2 separate regions of the Homo sapiens genome follow, and region 2 is linked to region 1. A link is an interaction called in ENCODE POLR2A ChIA-PET data of the cell type or tissue named here. Cell type or tissue: OCI-LY7. All regions are shown on one strand. Each heading gives the region's core, and the rest is flanking DNA. Links, peaks and the distances in the headings are about the cores only.

Evidence for each region. ChIA-PET counts read pairs that join two places held together with the same protein. Peaks named below come from ENCODE experiments on the same cell type or tissue, not always from the same donor. Only the 100,000 strongest peaks of a DNase experiment are listed, where the experiment ranks them.
Region 2: POLR2A ChIA-PET joins it to region 1 with 5 read pairs; 4 of 35 experiments call an interaction of 5 or more read pairs at or near these places.

The regions. Positions count from the first base shown.
Region 1 is chr4:40,601,628-40,611,230 of GRCh38, forward strand. All of the region lies in intron 1 of RBM47 (RNA binding motif protein 47), which reads right to left. Among named protein-coding and RNA genes, the nearest start is that of RBM47, 23 kb to the right of the region's middle. In OCI-LY7, for the core only: a CTCF peak has its summit at 4,963; no DNase peak of the experiment used is centred there.
Region 2 is chr4:40,530,038-40,539,640 of GRCh38, forward strand. All of the region lies in intron 2 of RBM47 (RNA binding motif protein 47), which reads right to left. Among named protein-coding and RNA genes, the nearest start is that of MIR4802, 33 kb to the left of the region's middle. In OCI-LY7, for the core only: no CTCF peak of the experiment used is centred there; DNase peaks (open chromatin) are centred at 4,944 and 6,214; H3K4me3 peaks cover 2,022 bases; H3K27ac peaks cover 3,278 bases.

The sequences.
Region 1 (9,603 bases), core at 2,542-7,541:
CAAAAAAGCTTCGCTTGCTTGTTTGTTGGCTTGACGTAATTAGTTACAAGGCTTCCATTGTGGATTTATCATGTATACTGTTTGCCACTCTTCCCGCACTGGCCTCCTTCCTCTGCTCTCTGTTCCTGGAAACTACGAGTCCAACTGCCAACCCCAGGTGGCCCCAAGTTGTGGTGAAAAGAACAGGCCTTAAAGGAAATTGTTTCAGTTCAGCCACTTACTAGCCCTTCAATTTAGGGGAAATTAAGAAATCTCTCTGGGTCGGGCGTGGTGGCTCACGCCTGTAACCCCAGCACTTTGGGAGGCCAATGTGGGTGGAGAGCTTGAGGTTAGGAGTTTGAAACCAGCCTGGCCAACATGGTGAAACTCTGTCTCTACTAAAAATAGAAAAATTAGCCAAGTGTGGTGGTCGGCACCTGTAATCCCAGCTACTCAGGGGCTGAGGCAGGAGAATCGCTTGAGCCCGGGAGGTGGAGGTTGCAGTGAGTGGAGATTGTACCACTGCACCACTGCACTCCAGCCTGGGTGACAGAGCAAGACTCCATCGAGAAAAAGAAAAAGAAAAAAAAAAGATACTTCACTGTACCTTCCATTTTTCTCCTATGGAGACTGGGAATAATTAATGAACCTCATAGAGATGTTCTAAAGAGGAAACAGAATGACTCCATATGGTTTGAATGTTATAAAACAAAATGCAATTGTTAGTAGTTATTACTTTTAGAGCCAAAACGTAGAATATCGGCCGGGCGCGGTCGCTCACGCCTGTAATCCCAGCACTTTGGGAGGCCGAGGCGGGCAGATCATGAGGTCAAGATATCGAGACCATCCTGGCCAACATGGTGAAACCCCGTCTCTACTAAAAATACAAAAATTAGCTGGGCATGGTGGCGCACGCCTGTAGTCCCAGCTACTTGGGAGGCTGAGGCAGGAAAATGACTTGAACTCAGGAGGCGGAGGTTGCAGTGAGCTGAGATCACACCACTGCACTCCAGCCTGGCGACAGAGTGAGAATCCGTTTAAAAAAAAAAAAAAAAAAAGGAATATCATAAATCTCAAGACAACTAGCCAAATGGGCAATTGAGAGAAGCAGCTCAGAATCTTAGATTCATTGTTTATTTCTCTGTTTATTTTTTTATTAAGTCAGCTCTTTATTTCTTCCTGAAACAGGAAAAGTTTTTATTTTTGCAAATCACTTTTCTTCCCATTTTTTAAAATATAAACTTTTCACTGAAGTATCATATATAAATAGAAAATTCACAAGTTAAGAGAGTACCCCAGGCCAGGTGTGATGGTCCACCATGCCTGTAATCCCAGCACTTTGGGAGGCTGAAGCATGTGATTGCTTGAGCCCAGGAGTTCAAGGCTGGCCTGAGCAATATAGTCAGATCCCATCTTTAAAAAAAAATTTTTTTTGAAGAGTACTCCTCAGTCAACTTTAACAAACTGAACATAGTACTTATATAGTCAGCACCCCAGAAGTCCTACATATAGTCATCGCCCACCAAAGGTTGACTGCTCTCCTGATTTCTAACACTAGATTCATTTTGTCTGTTTTTGAACTTTATATAAAAGAGATTTTGCAGGATACACCCTGTTAGCTTCTTTCACTGAACATGGGTTTGTGGCTTTAAGCACATTTTTGCATACCATAATAGTTGTTTGTTCTCATTTTATGTAGTATCCCATTCAATGAATAAGCCACAATTTTTTAATTCATCTACTATTAATGGATATCTGAGTTGCTTCCAGTATGGGGATATTTTTAATGGTGCTATTAAGGGCATTGTTAAACTTTTCCTTTGGTGAACATATGTATAAATTTCTGTTGAGTATATAACCTAGGAGTGGAATCACTGAGTTATAATGTACATATATTTTTAGATTTAGTGACTCCTCTTTGGCACTAGGCTTCTTCTCCTCTCCTCCCTCCTCTCCTTTCCCCTCCCCTCCTCTCCTCTTCTCTCCTCTCTCTCCCTCTCTCTCTCTTTTTTTTGAGATAGGGTCTCATCCTGTCACCCAGGCTTGAGTGCAATGGCATGACCTTGGCTCACTGCAGCCTCGACCTCCAGGCTCAAGTGCTACTCCCACCTCAGCCTCACAAGTAGCTGGGATGACAGGAGCACACCACCACACCCAGCTAATTTTTGTATTTTTTGTAGAGACGGGGTTTCACCATGTTGCCCAGGCTGGTCTCGAGCTCCTGAGCTCAAGTAATCTGCCTGCCTCGGCCTCCCAAAATTCTGGGATTACAGGCGTGAGCCACACTCCCAGCCGGCACCAGGCATTTCAATCAGTGCTGATTTTATGTTCCTGTCCCTGACTCCAGGATCTCATTCCTTCATTCAGTCTCCACACAACCAACCACACCCAGCATAGTGAAAAACAGCACTGATCATGTTCATTTCAAAACATGTTTTGGGAATGCTGCGATCCATAACACCTACCATCACATTCAAGGTCTTCACCCTTTGGCCCTAACCAACCATTTATCCATTCAACAAATAATGTCCCCAACCTTGAGACACCTCACAGTCTGGTAGGGACAAACTAAACAAGTGTCTGTAATATTACACAGGACCTGGCAGAGCCAAGTTCTGGAGGGATCCAGAAGATCTGAGATGCTTTAAGAGAAGTTATTTGAGCTGGTCCTAGCAAAGGATGGATGGAAAGGAGGAAAGACAGAGTAACAACATGCTGCAATGAAAAAGCATGATGGGCTGGGTGTGGAGGCTCACACCTGTAATCCCAACACTTTGGGAGGCTAAGGCAGGAGGATCCCTTGAAGCCAGGAGTTTAAAACCAGCCTGGGCAACATAGCAAAACTCCATGTCTAAAAAATTGTTTTAAAAATTAGCCAGGCATGGTGGTACCTGCCTGTAGTCTCAGCTACTTGGGAGGCTGAGGAGGGAGGATTGCTTGAGCCTGGGAGTTAAAGGCTGCAGTGAGTGGTGATTGTGCCACTGTACTCCAGCCTGGACAACAAAGCAAGACCTTGTCTCTCTAAAAAATAAAAAATAAAAAAAAATAAGCATGATGAGTCCAGTCCAGGAATGAGAAAGACACATTTCACGATTGCCACATGGCTCTTTGTTGTTGTTGTTGTTGTTGAGACGGAGTCTCGCTCTGTCGCCCAGGCTGGAGTACAGTGGTGCAATCTCAGCTCACTGCAACCTCTGCCTCCGGGGTTCAAGCAATTCTCCTGCCTCAGCCTCCTGAGTTGCTGGGACTACAAGTGCACACCACCACGCCTGACTAATTTTTGTATTTTTAGTAGAGACGGGGTTTCACCATATTGGCCAGGCTGGCCTCGAACTCCTGACCTCGTGATCCACCCACCTCAGCCTCCCAAAGTGCTGGGATTACAGACTTGAGCCACCGCACCTGGTCTTTTGTTGTTGTTGTTGTCGTGGTTGTTAAGGAGTTTCGCTCTTGTTGCCCCGACGGGAGTGCAATGGCGCAATCTTGGCTCACTGCAACCTCCGCCTCCCAGGTTTAAGCAATTCTCCTGCCTCAGGCCCCCAAGTAGCTGGGATTACAGGCACCCGCCACCGCGCCCAGCTAATTTTTTTGTATTTTTAGTAGAGACGGGGTTTCACCATATTGGCCAGGCTGGTCTTCAACTCCTGACCTCAGGTGATCTGCCCGCCTTGGCCTCCCAAAGTGCTGGGATTACAGGCGTGAACCACTCTGCCCGGCGCGCCACATGGCTCTTACAAAAGTGCATGAGCCAGCTCTGGGGCTGGAGCACAGACTGAACCCCAGTTTTGAAGGGCCTAGTATAGTGTTCAAACCTCATTCTGTAAGCCCTGATTTCTCCATATGTATACCACACACTGCTGCTTTTAGGTGGCAAATGAGTGGAGGCATTTCATTTTCAAGGTTTGGATAATTTATATGCATATTAGAAAAATACTGGTCTTCGGCCGGGCACGGTGGCTCACGCCTGTAATCTTAGCACTTTGAGAGGCCAAGGCGGGCAGATCACCTGAGGTTAGGAGTTTGAGACCAGCCTGGCCAACATGGTGAAACCCCGTCTCTACTAAAAATACAAAAATTAGCCAGGCGAGGTGGCACACACTTGTAATCCCAGCTACTTGGGAGGCTGAGGAAGGAGAATCACTTGAACCCGAGAGGTGGAGGTTGCAGTGAGCCCAGATCGCACCACTGCACTCCAGCCTGAGCAAGGGGAGCGAGACTCCATCTTAAAAAAAAAGAAAGAAAAATACGGGTTTTCCATTTAAGAAATGAGATAGTGTTCCACTTTAAGTAAATGGATTTTAGTAAAACAAAAGTGAGTTGATTTAAAGAAAAATATTACCCAGCACTTTGGGAGGCTGAGGCAGGCGGATCACTTGAGGTCAGGAATTCGAGACCAGCCTGGCCACCACGGTGAAAGCCTTTCTCTACTTAAAAAAAAAAAAACAGCCGGGTGTGGTGGTGCACGCCTGCAATCCCAGCTACTCAGGAGGCTGAGGCAGGAGAGTCTCTTAAACCCAGGAGGTAGAGGTTGCAGTGAGCCAAGATCACGTTACTGCACTCCAGCCTGGGTGACACAGTGAGACGTCATCTCAAAAAAAAAACAAAAAAGAAAGAAAGAAAGAAAAAGAAAAATATTAAATGATGATGTAGGTGATATATAGATATGGGGAAATTGAAAAGGTAGTAGGGAAATGATTGTTACCGAGAAACTACTGTAGAGAATCAGGGAACTTCTGGGAAATGTGGTCTCGGTAAGAAAAAAAAGAAAAGAAAAACGGTGGACTAGTGGCAGTTTTTAACAAGTGAATGACATGGTCAGATCTGTCTTCCAGATGGACAGCTACTGACAGCAGAGGACACACAATCTCTGGCCTCATCCATCACTCTCTCCTGCACCCTCTTTGCCCTTTAGCCCCACCTGGACAGTTTCACCGACGGCCCGCCTGGCCCCAAGCCCCTGCTCTGCAGCACAGCTTGGTGGTTGAGAGATGAACTCTGAAGCCACACTGCCTGGATTTGGTCTCTGGCTCTCCACTTGCTGGCTGGCAACCTGGGCAAATTGCTTTACCTCTTTGTGCCTCATTTGCCATCTAGTAGGGTTGTGATGAGGACTGAGGAAGTTACTATTTGTAAAGGACTTGAAATGTGCATGGCATTCAGTAAGTACTGAGATGTAAGTACTAACATGAACATGTGTTACAAGCCTGAGCAACACAGTGACACCTCCTCTCTACTAAAAACAAAAACAAAAATAAGTTAGCCAGGCGTGGAGAGGCTGAGGTGGGAGGATCACTTGAGACCAGGAGATCGAGGCTGCAGTGAACTATTATTGTGTCACTCTACTCCAGCCTGGGCAACTGAGCAAGACCCTGTCAGAAAAAAAGCCCGCAAACATATGTGTTACTTTAAAATGATGTGTTTTATCTTCCGTAAATCACAACATCTCTTCTACGCTGTGCAAAAATCTATTTATTCAAAGTCCAGCTGAACCCAAACATCCATCAACTGATGAATGGATGAACAAAATCTGGTATGTCCGTACAATGGACTATTATATTACTCAGCCATAAAAAGGAATGAAGTATTGATAGATGCCACAACATGGATGGATCCTGAAAACATATATGCTAAGAGAAATAAGCCAGACATGAGAGGCCACATATCGTATGGTTCTATTTATGTGAGATGTCCAGACAGGCAAATCTATAGTCAAAAAGTTGATTACTGGTTGCCAGGGGATGGGAGAGAGAGAAATGAGAAGTGATTGCTTAATAGGTTTGGACTTTCTTTCTGGGATAATGAAAATATTCTGGAATAGGGCGGAGCATGGTGATTCATGCCTGTAATCCCAGCACTTTAAGAGGCTGTGGCAGGAGGATCACTTGAGCCCAGGAGTTTGAGACCAGCCTGTACAACACAGTGGGACTCCATCTCTACAAAAAATTTTAAAATTATCCAGGTATGGTGGCACACGCCTCTAATTCTAGCTATTCAGGAGGCTGCATTGGGAGGATTGCTTGAGCCTGGGAGATCGGGGCTGCAGAGAGCTGCGGTCACATCACTGCACTCTAGCCTGGGCCACAGAGTGAGACCATGTCTCAAAGTAAAATAAGAAAAAGAAAAGAAAATATTCTGGAATAGATCATGGTGGTGGTTGCACAACTTTGTGAATTACTAAAAGCCACTGCATTTTCTACTTTAAAATGGCGAATTTTCAGCCAGGCGCGGTGTCTCGTGCCTGTAATCCTAGCACTTTGGGAGGTTGAGGCGGAAAGATTGCCTGTGTTCAAGAGTTGAAGACCAGCCTGGGCAACATGGTGAAACTTCATCTCTACTAAAATACAAAAAATTGGCCAGGCATGGCAGCCTACACCTATAGACCCAGCTACTCAGCAGGCTGAGGCAGAATTGCTTAAACCAGGGAGGTGGAGGTTGCAGTGAGCTGAGATCACACCACTGCACTCCAGCCTGGGCAACAGAGCGAAACTCCATCTCCAAAAAAAAAAGGTGAATTTTCTAATTTAAAATGGTGAATTTCGCAGTACGCTAATTATATCTCAGAAAAAAAAAATCTAGCTAAAAGATCACCCTTCTTCCCCAACTGTCCCTCCTGTGGGCTCCCTGTTCAATATCACATGCCATGTTATAGTACAGTGAGTTGGACACAAGTGAGTTGTCCCCACATGAGTGTGAGCATCTGAGGGCAGGAAGAGTGTCCTGTTCACCTACAACTCCCCAGAACTCAGCAGAGCGACCAATAGGTACCAAGTAGTTGCTCCAGTAAATGCTCACTGATATAATAAGCAGAGCATTATCATTTGAGGGGAAGGCAGACTTGGAGATTAATTTATTTTCCAAAATGGGCAGGCTCTAAATTACCAACCTGGTAGCAAAGAAACAACTGCCTCTGCTCAGGGGCCCAATCCATATCGAGTATTAAGACCAAGTACGAAATAGCAATAAAAAGCCCTTTCTTTTGTCAATGAGAGTGAAACAAGCTTAGACTTGGAACTCTTTTTCTATCCTGTCAACTAGGCTTGATGATGCTGGACAAACTGCAAATCCTGAACTTAGAGACTGTTGCAGCAATAACCATTTTGACTGTGATAATATCATTCTGCTCAAGTTGGTGTTAGTAAGGCAAGTACAATCCTAAAATTCTGGCATGAAAGGCACACTCTGGGTGAGCACATGTTGTGAAGTAAATGTAAATAGCAGAAATCCCACAAACATGGAACCAATGAATGAAGTTAAATCTTATATGTACATTCCTTAGAGTTGGCCCACTCATCCTGCTGTCATTGCTGATTTGGAAAAACGAGATGACACGAAACATGTGAGCTCTCTGCAGTGTTTGGCTATGTCTCCATACCTCTTCTTTTATTTATTTATTTATTTATTTATTTGATAGAGTTTCACTCTTGTCGCCCAGGCTGGAGTGCGGTGGCATGATCTCAGCTCACTGCAGCTCCGCCTACCGGGTTCAAGTGATTCTCCTGCCTCAGCCTCCTGAGTAGCTGGGATTATAGGTGCCCACCACCACGTCCAGCTATTTTTTTGTATTTTTAGTAGAAATGGGGTTTAGCCATGTTGACCAGGCTGGTCTTAAACTCCCGACCGTGATTCACCCACCTCAGCCTCCCAAAGTGCTGGGATTACAGGTATGAGCCACCATGCCTGGCCTGCTAATTTTTTATTTTTATTTTTATTGGTTTTTTTTTTTTGAGACTGAGACTCACTCTATGGCCCACATTGGAGTGCAGTGCCACAATCTTGGCTCACGGTAACCTCCGCCTCCCAGGTTCAAGTGATTCTTGTGCCTCAGCCTCTAGAGTAAGTGGGATTACAGGCACCCGCCACCACGCCCGGCTAATTTTTGTATTTTTAGTAGAGACAGGGTTTCACCATGTTGGCCAGGCTGGTCTCGAACTCCTGACCTCAAGTGATCTGCCCGACTCAGCCTCCCAAAGTGCTGGGATTACAGGCGTGAGTCACTGCGCCCAGCCATGACCTTTTTCTTCTTTTTTAGCTTCCATTTTTCTCTGCTTTCTATAAATTATATGCTTTGCGCATGAGACAAAGTCCTTGCCATCTGGTTTCTTCCCGCCTCTTCAGCCTCATCTCTCTCTAGGTTCCGGAATCCCTCTCCAAATGGTAACTAACTACCTGCTTTTCATATCTCTGGATCTCATTTAAGGCTCATTCAAGCCAGGCGCTGTGGCTCACACCTGTAATCCCAGCATTTTGGGAGGCTGAGGAGGGCAGATCACCTGAGGTCAGGAGTTCAAGACCAGCCTGACCAACATGGAGAAACTGTCTCTACTAAAAATACAAAATTAGCCGGGTGTGGTGCCGCATGCCTGTAATCCCAGCTATTCAGGAGGCTGAGGCAGGAGAATTGCTTGAACCGGGAGGCGGAGGTTGCAGTGACCCGAGATCACGCCACTGCACTCCAGCCTGGGTGCCAAAAGTGAAACTCTGTCTCAAAATAAAAACAAACAAACAAACAAACAAAAAAACCTCATTTAAGAATCATCTCTAATTCTAGAGCCAAATCACCTGGGTTCAACTCCGAGTTCTGCCCTTACTAGCTACATAACCCTAGGCAAGTTATTTAACCTTTCTGTGCCTAGGTCTTCTGTGTATGGGGATCATAATTGTAAGTACTTCATAGTTTTCTTATGCAGATTCAATGAGTTCATCTTCGTAAAGTGTTTAGAACGGGACCAAGCACGGCCAGGCGCGGTGGCTCATGCCTGTAATCCCAGCACTTTGGGAGGCCGAGGCAGGCAGATCACAAGGTCAGGAGATGGAGACCACGGTGAAACTCCGTCTCTACTAAAAATACAAAAAATTAGCCAGGCTCGGTGGCGGGTGCCTGTAGTCCCAGCTACTCAGGAGGCTGAGGCCAGCAAATGGCGTGAACCCGGGCGGTGGAGCTTGCAGTGAGCCGAGATCGCGCCACTGCACTCCAGCCTGGGGCGACAGAGTGAGACTCCATCTCAAAAAAAAAAAAAAAAAAAAAGAACAGGACCAAGCACATAACACATGCTATGTGACATGGTTTGGCTGTGTTCCCATTCAAATCTCAACTTGAATTGTATCTCCCAGAATTCCCATGTGGTGTGGGAGGAACCCAGGGGGGAGGTAATTGAATCATGGGGGCCGGTCTTTTCCAGACTATTCTCGTGATAGTGAATAAGTGTCACCAGATCTGAGGGGTTTATGAGGGGTTTCTGCTTTCACTTCTTCCTCATTCTCTCTTGCTGCTGCCATGTAAGAAGTGCCTTTCACCCTCCCCCATGATTATGAGAGAACTCCCCAGCCATGGGGAACTGTTAAGTCCAATTAAACCTTTTTCTTCCCAGTCTCGGGTATGTTTTTATCAGCAGCATGAAAACAGACTAATACACTATGTAAATATTAAGTATGTTAAAAGTCTTATCTTTATGAGGAGTCCCCTAAACGTTTCCCTCATCCCCTGCTGTGCCTCCTCAGGTTAAACTGATGCTACCGATTCCTATCATAGCATCTAGAAAATTTCATGGGACTCATTTTTAATGCTTCAGTCTCTCTAGGTAAATGTAGGCACAAAATAAATGGTTTTCAATGAATCAATGGATG
Region 2 (9,603 bases), core at 2,025-7,024, 72 kb before region 1:
CGATTCTCCTGGCTCAGCCTCCCGATGAGCTGGGATTACAGGCGTGTGCCACCACACCTGGTTAATTTTTGCATTTTTAGTAGAGACGGGGTTTCACCATGTTGGCCAGGCTAGTCTGGAACTCCCGACCTCAGGTGATCCGCCCACCTTGGCCTCTCAAAGTGCTGGGATTACAGGTGTGAGGCACCATGCCTGGACGATCATGAAGTTTAAAAATTCTAGGTGGAGCATCTTCTGTACTTAATTTTAATTAAATTATTATTATTTTTCTTCTTCTTTTTTTCGAGATGGAGTCTCGTTCTGTTGCCCAGGCTGTAGTGCAGTGGTACAATCTTAGCTCACTGCAACCTCCACCTCCTGGTTTCAAGCAATTCTCCTGTCTCACCTCCTAAGTAGCTGGGACTACAGGCACACGCCATCGCACCCAGCTAATTTTTATATTTTTAGTAGAGATAGGGTTTCACTATATTGGCCAGGCTGGTCTTGAACTCCTGACCTGTGATCCACCCGTCTCGGCCTCCCAAAGTGCTGGGATTACAGGCGTGAAGCACCGCGTCCAGCCCTATTTTTCTTCTTTTTAATCTGAATTTAAATAGCCATGTGTGGCTAGGGACTTCCGTACTGGACATCACAGGTCTAAAATAATTATTATAATCTGGATGAAAAATATGTCACATTCATTCTGTCACTTTTCCTTCTTTTGCCTATGGCAAAAACCACTATGATCACAGGACTCTTTTTCCTTTGAACATGGGCAGGCTTTCAGAATTCTCCATGCAAGGCGAGGCACGGTGGCTCACACCTGCCACCCTAGCACCTTGGGAGGCTGAAGTGGGAGGATCCTTGGAGCCCAGGAGTTGGGGACCAGCTTGGGCAACATAGTGAGACCTGTCTCTACAAAAAGCAAACAAAATTAGCTGGGCATGGGGGTGCATGCGTGTAGTCCCAGCTACTCAGAAATTGAGGCAGGAGGACTGTTTGAGCCCTGGAGGTAGAAGCTACAGTGAGCCATGATCGCGGCAGTGCGCTCCAGCCTGGGTGACAGAGTAAGACTCTGGAATAAATAAATAAAATAGAATTCTCTATGCAACCATTGTCAATGGCATGGACTTGGTTTACATAAAACGAAACCTGTTTGCCATTCCCGATGCAGATTAAAAAAGGTGACAAAGGTGACCTGGAGAAGGAAGGAGTTGAGGTGAGCTTCAGATGAGATCGGGAGTGATCAGGGTGGTCTGGCCACAGACTAGCTGAGCTTCAAAGGATAACATCTGGAGAGATAAAGAGGAAAGGACAAAGAGTATGGGGTTCTCTGTATAGAGGAGAGTAGCTGCGAAGGAGCTGAATGGAGCTCCCCTGGTCCTAGGACAAGGAGGATGCTGGCCTGCCAAGCAGAGAGGGTTGGGTTGGGTGTGGTTGGAGATAAGGGGATAGGCGGAAGGGTGGGTCTGGGTTATGACTTTGAAATTCCAGGACACCCTGAGGGTTTCAGAGGAGCCTGGAGAACACATTTTAGAAAGGCAACTCTGATAGCTAGGCACAGATAGGTTGTACAATGGACATGCGCTCAGATACCAGGGTGAAGGCTATGCCAGTAATGATGTGTGTTTTTCCTTTAGGAAAATAAAACTTGTTTATTATGTAAAATGTATAAATGTCAGAAAAGCAGATATAAAAAAATTAAAATCAGATGTCTACCAACCACAGATGACATTTTGATGTGGTTTCTTACAGTTTTTTTCCTCCTTCTCTGGCTAGTGCAGTAATTTAGGAATTAACATTATGACTTGAACTAGGAAGATGGTAGTGCGAATGAAGAGGAAAGGCCGTGAAAGATATCGTTAAGTGAGGCAGGGGGGTGAGGACAAAAGAGAATTAGCTTCCAAAGACAGGAGTTCTAGACCTGGGTATTCTGTGGGGCCTGAACTCCCAGCCTTGGTTTTGCCATACATCAATCTCTCTCTTTTTTTTTTATCTTTTTTTTTTTTTTTGAGATGGAGTCTTGCTCTGTCACCCAGGCTGGAGTGCAGTGGCGCAGTCTCAGTTCACTGCAACCTCTACCTCCTGGGTTCAAGAGATTCTCCTGCCTCAGCCTCTCAAGTAGCTGGGACTACAAGTGGGAGCCACCATGCCCGGCTAATTTTTTGTATTTTTAGTAGAGACGGGGTTTCACTGTGTTAGCCAGGATGGTCTCGATCTCCTGACCTCGTGATCCACCTTCCTCAGCCTCCCAAAATGCTGGGATTACAGACGTGAGTCACCACGCCCGGCATTTTTTTTTTTTTTTTTTTTTTGAGATGGAGTCTTGCTCTGTCACCAGGTTGGAGTGCAGTGGCACGATCTCGGCTCATTACAACCTCCACCTCCTGGGTTCAAGTGATTCCCCTGCCTCAGCCTCCCGAGTAGCTGGGACTACAGGCATGTGCCACCACACCCAGCTAATTTTTTGTATTTTAGTAGAGACAGGGTTTCACCATGTTGGCCAGGATGGTCTTGATCTCCTGACCTCATGATCCACCCGCCTCAGCCTCCCAAAGTGCTGGGATTACAGGCGTGAGCCACCATGCCTGGCCTTTTTAAAAAAAATATTATTCTTTTTCCTTTTTTTTTTCTTTTTAAATATTTTTTTCCATTTTTTTTTTGAGACGCCTGGCCCATACGTCAATGTCTTAACCACTTCTTATTGGAGTCTAATTAAAGGTCAGATGAGATTTTTGAGACCCCCTTCAACTAACGTACAGATATGTCTGTGTATATTTAAAGTGAACATCACATATAAATAGAAGTAGTTGTCATAACACCACACAAGATCCCTTGATCTCTAGGCTATACCAGTAGCTTATAGCCTCTTGCAATCTGCAAAATTTTAGGGGTAGAGTAATTAAACTTTCTATTCTGAGCAGTGTTACAAAGAGGATCTGTAGCTGTAGTTCATGGGACAGGATATGAATGGGGCAGTGTAAACAGAGAATTCACTTTCAGACAGGACTCCACCAAGCAGAAATAGCTTCTTCCTAGGAGCCAAAAGGTTTTCAAAGCCCAATACATCTTTGAAGACTATAAGAAAAACAATAGTAAAAACAGCTGCTAGGGAATACAGATTATGCTCTCTGAGGCCAGATGCAGTGGCTTACACCTGCAATCCCAGCACTCTGGGAGACCAAGGTAGGCGGTTCACCTGAAGTCAGGAGTTCAAGACCAGCCTGGCCAACATGGTGAAACCCCATCTCTACTAAAAATACAAAAATTAGCTGGGTGTGGTGGTGCATGCCTGTAGTCTCAGCTACTTGGGAGGCTGAGGCAGGAGAGTCACTTGAACTCGGGAGGCAGAAGTTGCAGTGAGCTGAGACCGCACCACTGCACTCCAGCCTGGGAAACAGAGCAAGACTCTGTCTCAAAAGAAAAAAAAAAAAAAAGAAGAAGGGAAAAAAAAGCTCTCAGGTAGGAAAGAGCAATACAAAGACATTCATCAGGCCAATAAGCAAAAGTTTACACCAGAGGTTATCTATACATTTTTAAAAAATACTGATTCCTGGGCTCCCCTTCAGACCAATTAAATCAGAGTCTCAGTAAGTGTTGTCTGTGAATTGATTTGTCTTATTTTGTTTTATTTTTTGAGACTGGATCTCAGTCTGTCACCCAGGCTAGAGTGCAGTGGCAAAAACATGGCTCACTATAGCCTCGACTTCCCGGGCTCAAATGATCCTTGCATCCTAGACCCTTGCCACTCCCTCTCCCCAGTAGCTGGGACTACAGGTGCGTGCCACCATGCCTGGTTAATTCTTTTTTTTTTTTGAGATGGAGTTTTACTATTATTGCCCAGGCTGGAGTGCAATGGTGTGATCTCAGCTCACCACAACCTCTGCCTTCCAGGTTAAAGCGATTCTCCTGCCTCAGCCTCCCGAGTGGCTGGGATTACAGGCATGCACCACCACGCCCGGCTAATTCTGTATTTTTAGTAGAGATGTGGTTTCCCCGTGTTGGTCAGGCTGGTCTCAAACTCCCAACCTCAGGTGATCCACATGCCTCGGCCTCCCCAAAGTGCTGGGATTACAGGCATGAGCCACCATGCCTGGCGCCTGGCTAATATTTTTTAATTTATTTTTTTTTTAGAGATGGGGTCTCACTATGTTGCCCAGGCTGGTCTTGAACTCGTGGGCTGAAGTGATTCTTCCACCTCAGCCACCCACAGTGCTGGGATTACAGGCCTGAGCCACCATGCCTAGCCTGGTAATTTTTTAAAATTCACAACATGATTGAAACTTGAAACACAAGAAGATGCCCTGGAGAAAAAACAGTTCAAGGGACAGCAGAGCAGCTGGGATCCACACTGTGCCCTTAGCCACCTGGGTTAAGGGTTACAGCAAGTTCCTTAGTGATGTGGGAGCTAGAGGCCAAAATAGAACCCACCAATACATTTTATAATTGCATATTACACTCCGTATAGCTAAAATTCAGGGTGTAGATTCCATGATTTTCAATGCATCCTTTGGTCATTTTCACTGAACTGTGAGTTAGCGAACTCCTGGGGACCTGGTCAGAATGTCGATGGACATACCTTTTTCTGAGAATCCCTTGGCCCTCTAAGGAGCTGGTAGTTAAAAAATGCAAACTCGGCCGGGTGCGGTGGCTCACGCCTGTAATCCCAGCACTTTGGGAGGCCGAGGCAGGCGGATCACGAGGTCAGCAGATAAAGACCATCCTGGCTAACACGGTGAAACCCCATCTCTACTAAAAATACAAAAAAATTAGCCAGGCATGGTGGCGGGCGCCTGTAGTCTCAGCTACTCTGGAGGCTGAGGCAGGAGAATGGCGTGAACCCGGGAGGCGGAGCTTGCAGTGAGCCGAGATCGTGCCAGTGCACTCCAGCCTGGGCGATGGAGCAAGACTCCGTCTCAGAAAAAAAAAAAAAAAAAAATGCAAACTCGCCTCAGACTGACGTAGGTATGTGAGCCAGCTCTGCCATGCATGAACTGTATGACCTTGTGTGAGTTCCCTGTTGTCTTTTAAGTCTGTTTTCTTATTGACAAAATAGGAATCCTAGCCCCTTCTTTAGAGATTATGGAAGAGATCAAATGAGGCTATACAAGTAAAACTGATAATACAAGTAAAAGACTTCCTTATGCCTGGCATATAGTGAACCCTCAGTAAATGTAAATCATCATTATTTTCTTAAGACCTCTAGGGTTCCTTACAACTCCAATATTTTAAGATTCCAAGAATCACTGATTACACAGGTATAGATGAACAAAAATCAGTGGGTACTGACATGCCTAGACTGAAAGGCCTGGTTTGTGTTCAGCACCTTTTCATACCAGCCTGGTATGGTATTTCTTTTTTTTTTTTTTTTTTTGAGACGGAGCCTTGCTCTGTCACCCAGGCTGGAGTGCAGTGGCACATACCAGCTCACTGCAACCTCCGCCTCCCGGGTTCAAGCGATTCTCCTGCCTCAGCCTCCTGAGTAGCCGGGATTACAGGTGCCCACCACCACGTCTGGCTAATTTTTGTATTTTTTTTTTTCGTTTTTGTTTTTGTATTTTTCAGACGGAGTCTAGCCCTGTCGCCCAGGCTGGAGTGCAGTGGCGAGATCTCGGCTCACTGCAACCTCCACCTCCCGGGGCAAGCGATTCTCCTGCCTCAGTCTACCGAGTAGCTGGGATTACCAGCGCCTGCCACCACCCCCAGCTACTTTTTGTATTTTGAGTAGAGACTGGGTTTCACCATGTTGACCAGGTTGGTCTTGAACTCCTGACCTTATGATCCGCCCACCTTGACCTCTCAAAGTGCTGGGATTACAGGCATGAGCCACCACACCTGGCCTCGTATATATTTTTTTTCCCCCTCATAGAGATGGGGTTTCACCATGTTGGCCAGGCTGGTCTCAAACTCCTGACCTCAGGTGATCCACCCGCCTTGGCCTCCCAGAGTGCTGGGATTACAGGCGTGAGCCACTGCGCCCAGCCTCTGGTATGGTATTTCAATGCCCACTTCATTCTTTGCTTGAGGTGTCACTTGTATTTTGCTGACCTTGTTCTTAGTTTCAAATAACTCATTTATTTTGCAGACATAGAAATTTTGTCATTCTTTATGAAAGCAATGCGGCTGTTCTACTGCTACTTCTTGGCAGGCAACACCTGCATAGAAACCAATGAGCATGGCTGAAGTGAATGTCAGACATTCTATTTCTGTCTGCCCACGGTGCAGCAACCACTGACACACTTGGGGCAACCTGCTTTACCCAAAGTGCAGCCCGGGATGAGGCCCCACCTCAGCAGAACTTTGATGCATGTCTAATGACTGGCTTGGAGACCTTGTTCTTGGAAACTACAGGGCTGACATTTAAGTATCACCCATGAAATTTGCCTCAAGGTTCAACGCTGACATTAGCTACCAATTTCGGCTTCATAACCTTGGAGTATTCTCTTTGCTTTCTAGAGCATTAAATACCATCCTACAAAGCATAAAGCCATTATTGACCTGTTATTCTGCCAAAAGACACATACACTTTGTTGATGCCCACAATTTTCTTTTTCTTCCTCTATGGTAGGTCCAGACCTCTTCCGTTTAGGTAGACAGGCCTCCTTTTGTAGGTAATTGTCTGCTTCCCTGCCATGTTATTGGTTGAGTCATGGCTCATATCCACCTCTCTGCCTTTGCAGTTTTTGGTGTGTGTGTGTGTGTTTTTGTTTTTTTTTTATTGTTGTTGTTGACAGAGTCTCGCTCTGTCATCCAGGCTAGAAAGCAGTGGCATGATCTCAGCTCACTATAACTTCTGCCTCCCAGGTTCAAGCAATTCTCCTGCCTCAGCCTCCTTAGTAGCTGGGATTACAGACAGCTGCCACCACGCCAGGCTAAGTTTTTGTATTTTTAGTAGAGATGAGGGGTTTCACCATGTTGGCCAGGCTGGTCTCAAACTCCTGATCTCAAATGATCTGCGCCCAGCCTGCCTTTTCAGTTTTGAAAATAGGTTATCTTGTTTGGCAAATAGCAAGACATCAAAGAGCACACAGACAAAGTAACTAACCACTAGATCTATGAAACTTTTGCCCACATGAATGAACTAATTTTATTTTATGTTATTTATTTATTTTTGAGACAGGGTCTCACTCTGTTGCCCAGGCTGGAGTGCAGTGGCATAATCATGGCTCACTGCAGCCTTGACCTCATAGGCTCAAGCAATCGTCCCACCTCAGCCTCACAAGTAGCTGGGGCTACAGGGATGCACCACCATGCCCAGCTATTTTTTTTTTCTTAAGACAGCATCTCTCTCTGTCTCCAAGACTGGAGTGTGGTGCCTCCATCTCAGCTCACTGCAGCCTTGACTGAGCCTCCGGGTCAGGAGATCCTCCTGAGTAGCTGGGACTACAGGTGCAAGCCACCACACCTGGCTAATTTTTGTAGAGATAGGGTTTCACCATTGCCCAGGCTGGTCTTGAACCCCTGGGTTCAAGCAATCTGCCTGCCTCAGCCTCCCAAAGTGCTGGGATTCCAGGCGTGAGCCACCATACCTGGCCTAATTTTTAAATTTTTTTGTAGAGACACGATCTCACTGTGTTGCCCAGGCTGATGAACTGATTTTAAAAGGGCAAATCATTAAGTTTGGAATTAGCCTTAAACTCACTGCTCTTACACTCTACCAAAAACCATTTTTCCAAATATCTGTTTGGGTCCAGAAAGCAGATCTCAGCAACATCTTAGCTTTTACAGGAAGGCTTTGTGATGAAGTCACTGGTTGTCTGTATTCACCATGGGCTAAATGTAAATTCGGCGCAATTACTCTGACAAGTCTTTTTTTTCCTTCTTTTTTTTTTTTTAGATGCGATGTCACTGTTTTGCCCAGACTAGAGTGCAGTGGCACAATCATAAATCACAGCTCACTGCAGCCTTGAACTCCTGGACTCAAGTGGTCCTCATGCCTCAGCCTCCCAAGTAGCTAGGACTACAGGCGTGTGCGTGTGCCACCATGCCCAGCTACATCAAGTCTTGGAAAGTTCTTCAGTCTGCATCATAGTGGTAATTATACATTTATGTTTATAAACAGCAAAGGACTTCAGGGTTACTTTTGCATAAGTTTTCAATACCAGCAGGCTCCATACCTAAATTAACACTGACGTCAAATTTGATCAGAGATCAGGCAGAAGGAAAGAAAAGGGAGAGGTCCAGACAAGAGGGTAGTGAATATACTCCCTGGCAAATCTGGATACAGATGAGAAAAGGGATCCAGTAACTTCTACTGCATTTTCAAATATACCATTACATATGTGAGGTAGGATGCTCTTTTATTGGTATTGTTTTTTTTTTTTTTTTTGAGACAGAGTCTTGCTCTGTCGCCAGGCTGGAGTACAATGGCACGATCTCAGCTCACTGCAACCTCCGCCTCCCGGGTTCAAGCGATTCTCCTGTCCCAGCCTCCCAAGTAGCTGGGACTAGAGGCGCACGTCACCACGGCCAGCTAATTTTTGTATTTTTAGTAGAAACAGGGTTTCACTACGTTGGCCAGGATGGTCTCGATCTTTTGACCTTGTGATCTGCCCGCCTTGGCCTCCCAAAGTGCTGGGATTATAGGTGTAAGCCATGGCGCCCAGGCTTTTTTGTTTTTTGTTTGTTTGTTTGTTTTGAGACGGAGTCTTGCTCTGTTGTCCAGGCTGGAGTGGAGTGGCACAATCTTGGTTCACTGCAGCCTCTGCCTCCTGGGTTCAAGTGATTCTCCTGCCTCAGCCCAAGTAGCTGACATTACAGATGTGCACCACAACACCCAGCTAATTTTTTTGTATTTTTAATAGAGACAGGGTTTCACCATGTTGGCCAGTCAGTTTCGAACTCCTGACCTCAAAAGATCTGCCTGCCTTGGCCTCCCAAAGTGCTGAGATTACAGATGTGAGCCACTGTGCCCAGCCATGTTTCTTATTAACTAAATGTTTAAATGCTCATTCTTAAACTCTGCTGGGGCCAGGATAGTGGTCTGATTTATCTTTGTATCCCTCACACACTTGTTCCAGTATCTTTTATATGATGGTCCTATGTAGATTTAATTTAAATCAAATTAAATTATAGGCCACTTTCCCCTTCTTTGTAGTAAAAAGCTACATTGTACAAAATAAACAGTACCAAGTAATGTGTAATGGAAAAAAAAATCTCTTCCATTTTCAAGTGAAGAAGCAGAAAACTCGTTTTTAGAAGCTGCCTTTTGGGATTGCCTTGAGCAGCCTGGGGTCATTTTGTGACAGTTCCCTACCAGTGGTTGGCCAAGGAAAAGTCAATGTGTTTTAGCTCAGTTGTTTGACCTTTGGGTGTATTTGCTCTTTAGTAAGCATCCCTCATATGGACCACATGAGTTTTACCTGAAGTCTTAACTGGGTTAGAGTCTGCCTTTTTGAAACAACATGATGAGGAGGCCATTTTCCAAAAGGTGTATCTTCTAAGCCAGGCACGGTGACTCGTGCCTGTAATCCCAGCACTTTGGGAGGCCGAGGCAGGTGGATCACCTGAGGTCAGGAGATCGAGACCAGCCTGGCCAACATGGTGAAACACGTCTCTACTAAAAATACAAAAATTAGCCGAGCGTGGTGGCAGGTGCCTATAATCCCAGCTACTCGGGAGGCT